2 separate regions of the Homo sapiens genome follow, and region 2 is linked to region 1. The links are chromatin contacts, found by Hi-C or POLR2A ChIA-PET in ENCODE. All regions are on one chromosome and are shown on one strand. The core of a region is the stretch at or near the end of the contact, and the rest is flanking DNA. Distances in the headings are between cores, read along the strand shown.

What was found. Hi-C counts contacts between places; a loop is a spot of excess contacts on that map. ChIA-PET counts read pairs that join two places held with the same protein, here RNA polymerase II (POLR2A). Pooled maps may share reads with other maps.
Region 2: a pooled map of right cardiac atrium shows a loop between it and region 1 (1.9-fold over the local background). The contact joins two enhancer-like sites. A Hi-C loop is called at or near these places in 1 of 50 pooled maps. POLR2A ChIA-PET finds 5 or more read pairs at or near these places in 4 of 52 experiments (H1, OCI-LY7, WTC11 and 1 more).

What each region holds. Positions count from the first base shown.
Region 1 is chr2:233,184,251-233,187,931 of GRCh38, forward strand. It overlaps INPP5D (inositol polyphosphate-5-phosphatase D), which reads left to right. Exons shown (of 27, transcript NM_001017915.3): 20 at 158-271; 21 at 1,593-1,675. Among named protein-coding and RNA genes, the nearest start is that of ATG16L1, 66 kb to the right of the region's middle. Within about 2 kb of position 1,846, at least 4 of the 41 ENCODE cell types and tissues checked have a DNase peak (open chromatin) inside an H3K27ac peak, as active enhancers do; they include OCI-LY7, where a contact is called at or near this core.
Region 2 is chr2:233,122,791-233,126,471 of GRCh38, forward strand. INPP5D (inositol polyphosphate-5-phosphatase D) reads left to right here. Exons shown (of 27, transcript NM_001017915.3): 4 at 2,955-3,129. Among named protein-coding and RNA genes, the nearest start is that of INPP5D, 64 kb to the left of the region's middle. RefSeq lists enhancers at 1-251, 1,388-1,935, 1,936-2,482. Within about 2 kb of position 2,026, at least 6 of the 41 ENCODE cell types and tissues checked have a DNase peak (open chromatin) inside an H3K27ac peak, as active enhancers do; they include OCI-LY7, where a contact is called at or near this core.

The sequences.
Region 1 (3,681 bases), core at 596-3,095:
GGTGCTGGATTTCGCTGTAGCTTTAGTTCTCCTCCCACTAGACTCCCACCTTCCTGGGACCCTGAGAAGGAGCTCAGTATGTGGCATGAGAACTAATTTGAAATGCTCCATCTCCAGGCACATTGTGGAACTGAATCCGTGTTCTCCCCTGTTCCAGGTCCCGGGACTGTTGACAGCCAAGGACAGATTGAGTTTCTCAGGTGCTATGCCACATTGAAGACCAAGTCCCAGACCAAATTCTACCTGGAGTTCCACTCGAGCTGCTTGGAGAGTAAGTGGCTGCTGAGCCACCTTCTGGGCAGAACTGCCCGGAGCCTTCTTATAAACACCTTTCATACTTGGCACTTTGCCCCATATCTTCTCTCCCTGGAAAGGACTCACGAAGCTGATCAGAGAAGTGGGGCTGCAGGTGGATGACTCAAGGGGACACTCAGTTATTGTGAGGGGTCCCCCTGTGGCCTGTGCAGCCCTAGGGGCAGGGGTGGCCATGAATGTACTGACCCCCCAGTCCCTTGTAGGTGGCAAGCAGGGTCCAATCCCTGGCCCTCAGGGTGGACTGTGACCCACTCTAGGTTCCCTGCAAGCTGGGGCTCTGACTCAACCAGAGAGTGTTGGGCCCAGGTCCAGACCTCAAAGAGCCGGTGTGAGGGCCTGAGCAGCAGCTGCCTGTTGTCGCCCTGGCCCCTCTTGCTCGTTGGAGATCACAGCGTCTTTCTCGGGGGGACTGCAGCGTCCGAAAGCAAGCAGGAGATGGACAGGCTCCCCTGAGCCAGCAGCCTTTAGCACAAACTGTGTTTAGGAAACACCCTTTCCGGGTGACATTTCTAGGCAGATTGTCTAAAGCTGTTTCATGGCTAGGGAAGAGCTGCGTGTGTCCAGCCGTCTTCGCTGAGATGGTCTGCACAGTGATCGGGGGAGGAAAAGGGGGCATCACCTCCTCAAAAGGGCATTTTGTGAGGGCCTGGCTGGGATGCTTCCAGAAATCAGGAAGAAGCGTGTGCTGCCAGTTCTGCCCCTCTGGTCCCTGCCTCCTTCTCCAACTGAGGTGGGCCCAGGCCTGGTGCTAGAGCGGCCTTTGTCACTGAGTCCCCAAGCTCCAGTTCACCCAGCAGGGTCAAAGCGGTTCGAAAAATGATGAGGATTTTTGTGCGGGTGTTTTTAATAAACTATCAAGACAGTTCCATACATTTCTATGGAAACAGCATATTAGGAAGCTTAAATTAGAATTTCAAAAGGCTGCTATCTTGAGTGGCGTGGGACGAGCTGTCAAGTTTCCTAATCTTTTTGCCTGTGATGTGATGATTTCTTTGTTGCCTGGTTTGTTGCAAAGAGGAACTGAAAAGGAGGGGGAATCTCTTTGATTTTCCTAAAAATAATTAGACCATGTTGGCAAATGACCAATCCCTGCACAAAAACAGAATCCCCGGCAGGCCTGACTCCTAAATGATGCTGAGGCCCCGAGATAAAAAAAAAAAAAAAAAAAAAAAGGAGAGAGCACATCTTCCTAGGTCTGGGTGGGGTGACCCCAGGGAGTCTTTTCTGTCTGGTTCTTGCTCTGTTTTCTGAAAACCAGCCTTTTTGTCCTCCAACAGGTTTTGTCAAGAGTCAGGAAGGAGAAAATGAAGAAGGAAGTGAGGGGGAGCTGGTGGTGAAGTTTGGTGAGACTCTTCCAAAGGTAATTCTAGAGCAAGGCATTCCCCAGAGGGAGATTTGCATTTACTAGGCCAGTAGTACCAGCCAGTGGCAGAGCTATGGCCAGGCCTGACCAGAGGAAGCAGGAATCTCATAGACCAAATGCAGAAAGAGACCCACTCTAGGAGCAAGCTCTCGCTCAAGGTGGTTCGTAACACACTTTACAGCAGTGGGTATGTGGCCTTATTATTCCTAAATGGTTTCAGTTCCCCTAAAGGATCACAGAAGGGATCTAGAGGTCAGCTCGTCTAACCACATGATTTTGCAAAGAAGGAAACTCAGGTGCAGGGCCAAGCGCTGTTTGCTCATGGCCTCATGGCTGCAGTAACACACCTAGGACGCAACCCCAAGACCCCGATCCCCTCTTTGACGCTTGTTTTCCTATTCAGTGCTGGTTCATAGAATCGAGTACAAAGAGGCATAGAGAGGGGTCCATTGGCTACTGATCATACACTTGTGAACACACGAAGTACTCGACATGTCTGTGGCCCTGCAAAGAGCAGAGGGTGGAATTGGAAACACTCAGCCAGACCTTAGTGGGAACACATTCTTCTTTGCTATAGAAAAAATGGTTTTCTGGCCTGGTGTGGTGGCTCACACATATAATCCCAGCACCTAGGAAGCCAAGGCAGGGGGATTGCTTGAGCCCAGAAGTTCAAGACCAGCCTGGGAAACATAGTGACATCCCATCTCTACCAAAAAAAAATTTTTTTTCTCTTGTTTTTTTTTCTTTTTCTCTTTCTTTTTTTTTTTTTTTTTTTTTTTTTTTTTTTTTTTTTTTTTTTTTTTTTTTTTTTTGAGACAGAGTCTTGCTCTGTTGCCCAGGCTGGAGTGCAGTGGCATGATCTCGGCTCACTGCAACCTCAACCTCCCAGGTTCAAGCGATTCTCCTGCCTCACCCTCCTGAGTAGCTTGGACTACAGATGTGCACCACCACACCCATCTAATTTTTGTACTTTTAGTAGAGATGGGGTTCCTCATGTTGGCCACGCTGGTTTCAACTCCTGACCTCAAGTGATCCACTGGTCTCGGCCTCCCAAAGTGATTAGAGGTATGAGCCACCGCATCCAGCCTAAAACATTTTTTTTTAAATTAGCCAGACATGATGGCACATGCCTGGAGTCCTAGCTGCTCTGGAGACTGAGGCGGGAGGATAACCTGAGCCTAGGAGATCCAGGCTGCAGTAAGCTATGATCATGCCACTGCACTCCAGCCTGGGTGATGCAGTGAGACGCTGTCTCTTTTTTTGTTCATTTGTTTTTCTACTGAAACTGCTTTTGTGGAGCTAAATTGACAGTGGAGATGTTGGGTGTCCTCGAGTACAAGCTTATTATGAGCTTATTAGTTGTTCATGCTGGGTGGGAAGTGGAGTTTCTTTCTCGCACCATGAGGGAGGGGTGGAATGAAGGGGAGTCCCAGGCCAGGCAGATCCATCACAGGAGGTGGGGCGTCTTGGAGGCTCCCCTAGGAGATTCCCTCAGAGGTGACACTCGAGGTGAATTTTAAAAGGACAGTCTTAAGCAGGCAGAGGGACCATTCTCTCCTGAGACTGGGGTAGGATGTTGGCAGGTTTCAGGGGGCTGGACCCACATTGGCATTAACTTTTGATTGGAACCAACTCTCAGGCCATGTAAAAAGGCCATGTCATCTCCGGAGCAGAGGCTGATGCCTGAACTCCAGATTCCCCCAGCTGCGGCACAATTCCAAATTACTCAGAGGCTGCGGCCAGCTCACATGGCTCTGACTGGGGTCTCCCACTGAAGCCCCAGAAGAGCTGTCAGAAGTCCCTGTTCTGGGGCTGTCTTCAGGCCCCTGAGTCGTGGGGGCTCTGGGCTCCAAGGAGACATTTCTGCCTCACCCGGCCCAAGCCCGTCCTCCTGCTCCTCCTCCCTGGCTGCTTCCAGGCAGGGCCTGAACAGTAGTTTCCTCCTTTGGTGAAGGTGGAAAAGAGAGCAGCACCCCATTCCACAACATGTTCACCCCCTGGTC
Region 2 (3,681 bases), core at 776-3,275, 61 kb before region 1:
AAAGAGACCTTGTCTAAGAAAAAAAAAGAGAGAGAGAGAAAGAGACAGTAAAGACTGAACTTCCTCTGCTTCACTTGACTAGCCTTTAAAAAGACAGAGAGAGAGAATAACGATAGTACCTGCCTCTCATGGTATCTCAAGGATCAAATGAGTTGAGAAATGTAGCACCCAGAGCCTGGTACATATTCATAGTAAGCACTCCATAAATGCAGCTACGGTCATTAGCATGATTACAATCTGCTGAATTTCACTGAGAGGAGAGTGAAGGAGGAGACCCTTGCACCTAACTGGAAGGATGAGGAAGGTGTTTCTTTATGTCATCATTAAAAGGGGGAGGGGGAAATACAACCCCTAAAAATATGTTGAAAAAAATGTACAGTCCCAGCCAGGTGCAGTGGCTCACGCCTGTAATCCCAACACTTTGGGAAACAGAGGCGGGCAGATCACGAGGTCAGGAGATCGAGACCATCCTGGCCAACATGGCGAAACCTTATCTCTACTAAAAATACAAAAATTAGCCAGGTGTGGTGGTACGCGCCTGTAGTTCCAGCTACTTGGGAGGCTGAGGCAGAAGAATCGCTTGAACCCAGGAGGTGGAGGTTGCAGTGAGCCAAGATCGCACCACTGAACTCCAGCCTGGCAACAGAGGGAGACTCCGTCTCAAAAAAAAAAAAAAAAATTATACAGTCCCTAAAAAGTGTGTGAGACTAAGGGTGCCCTTTACAGCATAGGGACAAAGACCAATAGAGCAACAGTCAGATGGAGAAAGTCTTGCAGAGAAGGAGCTTACCTGGGGATGCCCCACTTTTCCCCTCAAGGATTTACTGAGAATATACCTAAGGGAATAGAAATCATTTTGTTACAAAGACACATATGTGTATGTTCATTGCAGCACTATTTGCAATAGCAAAGACATGGAATCAGCCTAAATGCCCATCAGTGATGACTGGATAAAGAAAATGTTGTATATATACACCATGGAATACTATGCAGCCAGTAAAAAGAACGAGATCATGTCCTTTGCAGGAACATGGATGGAGCTGGAGGTCATTATCCTTAGCAAACTAACACAAGAACAGAAAACCAAATACCACGTGTTCTCACTTAAGTGGGAGATAAATGATGAAAACACATGGACACAAAGAGGGGAACAGCACACACTGGAGCCTACCTGAGGGGGTGGGAGGAGGGACAGGATCAGAAATAACTATTGGGTACTAGGCTTAATACCAGGATGATGAAATAATCTGTACAACAAACCCCATGACATAAGTTTACTTATGTAACAAACCTGCACAGGTACCCCTGAACTTAAAATACAAGTTTTTTTTTTTTTTTAAAGGCTTATTTCCTAAAAGAAAACCATGAGATACCTAACCGGGCCCCTCAGTTGGCCAGGGCTCTTCCTGAATTCCAGCAGGTGGAGACTACCAGGTCCCCCAGGCTCTCCCCGAAGAGAGGAGAGATTTGTCCACAGACGCTGAGACCCTTGCCTGGCTCCTGCCTGTTCTGGGGGCTTGCTGCAGGCATCCTTTTTCTCCCTCACCTGTGGGCTGGCTTGTGGGCCACCAGGGCCCCCTGCTCCCTCCCACCCTCATGGAAACACACTTTTCATGGTTGTGCAGCTGTTCGTTTCCAAAAGGACCGCAGCTCCATGGAGGCTGAAAGGGTCCCAGGCAGGCCCTGTCCCTTTTGGCCTCCCTGGTCTGAGTGAGCACTGCCCTCTGGAATCAGGAAGGTCAGGCTGTGGAAGAACTAGGGCTGACCTGTCCCATTGTGAGCCCAAGGTCACTCACCAGCACCGCGCCCTGGCTGCACCTGAACAGCTGCCCCCAGGCGCCCAGGGCCATGCTGAGAAGCTGTTCTGCAGAAACGCCCTCCACACTAAACACCCTCACTCCCCTCGGGCTGCCCATCCCAGCTAGTTGGGCCCCTCTGGGCATGGCTGTCTGGAGGAAGATCCCGACAAGTTTCTGTGAGGGCTGAAAAAAGAACCTCAGTCTCATGACTGCTGGCTTCACTTCCGCAAACGAGGTCGCCCAGTTGTCGGCTCGAACCAGAGCAATGCGACATGAGGCCCGCGCAGTCCAAGAGGTCTGTTTGGGCCCAGGGCCTCTTGAGGCACCGCCAGACCGTGGAGCTCGAAGCAGACTCCTAGTTGTCTTCAGAACCCCAGACAGAGGAAGTGAAGGGCCTGTTCTCTAAAGAGGAGGTCCCCCGGGGCCCACTGTGGTTGGGCCAGAGGCAGCCGCTCTGTGTGGGAAGAGGCTCAGACAGAGCTCTGGACCCTCCATTCGTGTACGTACAGAATGAACCTTCTCCTAAAGGCGATGGGTGGGCTCCCACCTCCCAGGCCAAGTTCAAGTCATTTGTTGAATGTCTCTGAGTGAAGGGAACCCCCTCGCTTTCTTTTATGTGTTTCTGAGAGTCTGGGGGAGGAGAGAAGGAAGGACAGAGGCTGGAGAGAGGGGACCAGGGAGAGAGGGAGAGGGGCAGTGTGGCTAGGCCTGCCTGTCTCCTTACCCCTGGTCCCCTTCCATGGTTTTGGCCTATTCTGGGAACTGGGCCTCTGCCTAGCCCAGGGCTCAGCCATCATGAGACAGGTGTCTCAGCCCCTGAAAGTCTGAGAGCCAGACTCATCCTGCTCACCTGCCTGCTGCTGTGGGCTTAGTCCATCCAAGGTCAGCAGCCCTGCAGGCCTTCCAGACCCTCCATGGAGCAAGGCCTTTTGGCCCTGGCAGGTGTTTGCTGATGGCCACAGTGGGGCAGACACTGCACTAGCCAGGGCCCTGTGGCAGGAGGCTCTCCCTCCAGGAGGGAGTCAGCGAGGGACACGGGGACGCAGATGGAGATCAATAACGTGGGTGTCGTGGCCTGGACCCCATGGGGCTGCGGTGAAGGCCGGGTTGTGCGCACAGTGTCCTCACCAATGGCCTTCCTGCTGTTCTCTCCAGTAGAAAGTGTCGTGTCTCCACCCGAGCTGCCCCCAAGAAACATCCCGCTGACTGCCAGCTCCTGTGAGGCCAAGGAGGTTCCTTTTTCAAACGAGAATCCCCGAGCGACCGAGACCAGCCGGCCGAGCCTCTCCGAGACATTGTTCCAGCGACTGCAAAGCATGGACACCAGTGGGTGAGTCCCCACTCAAGTCCAGCTGGGCCTTCATCTGCAGTGAGCCCAGCCAGGGCAGGGCTGGATGGCTTGGGTTTCGATCCTAGTTATGGGCCTGGTGACCAGAGGGAGATGGGGAGGTCTCCAGAGAAGAGTGCTTGTCATCTTGCACCCCAGAGGCCTTTGCACCATTGGCTTCAAGAAGGCCAGGGGCATGGGCCTTAACAGGAAAAGTGCTCCACGGGGGTGGGGGAGCACTCCGTCTCCAGGCACGGCCCGGCATAGTGTGGGCACTCACTGGATATGTGCTACATTAATTAATAAGTTAGTACCTGGTAATCTCCATGCCTTAGTAAATATAACTTTTTGTTTCTTTGTGAGAAACGCTCCATTGCCCCCCAAAGAAATCCTAATGACAGGGCTGAAGCCGCATTTCCAACTTGAAGGATCCATCTGAGGCTGCCAGGGCTGCCCTCCTCCTACTCTCTCACTTGGCAAAATATGAAGTAGATGCCGATGGGACACATACGCCACCGGGTTGCTATGATACTTGGCGTGTTCCTATTTCCACCT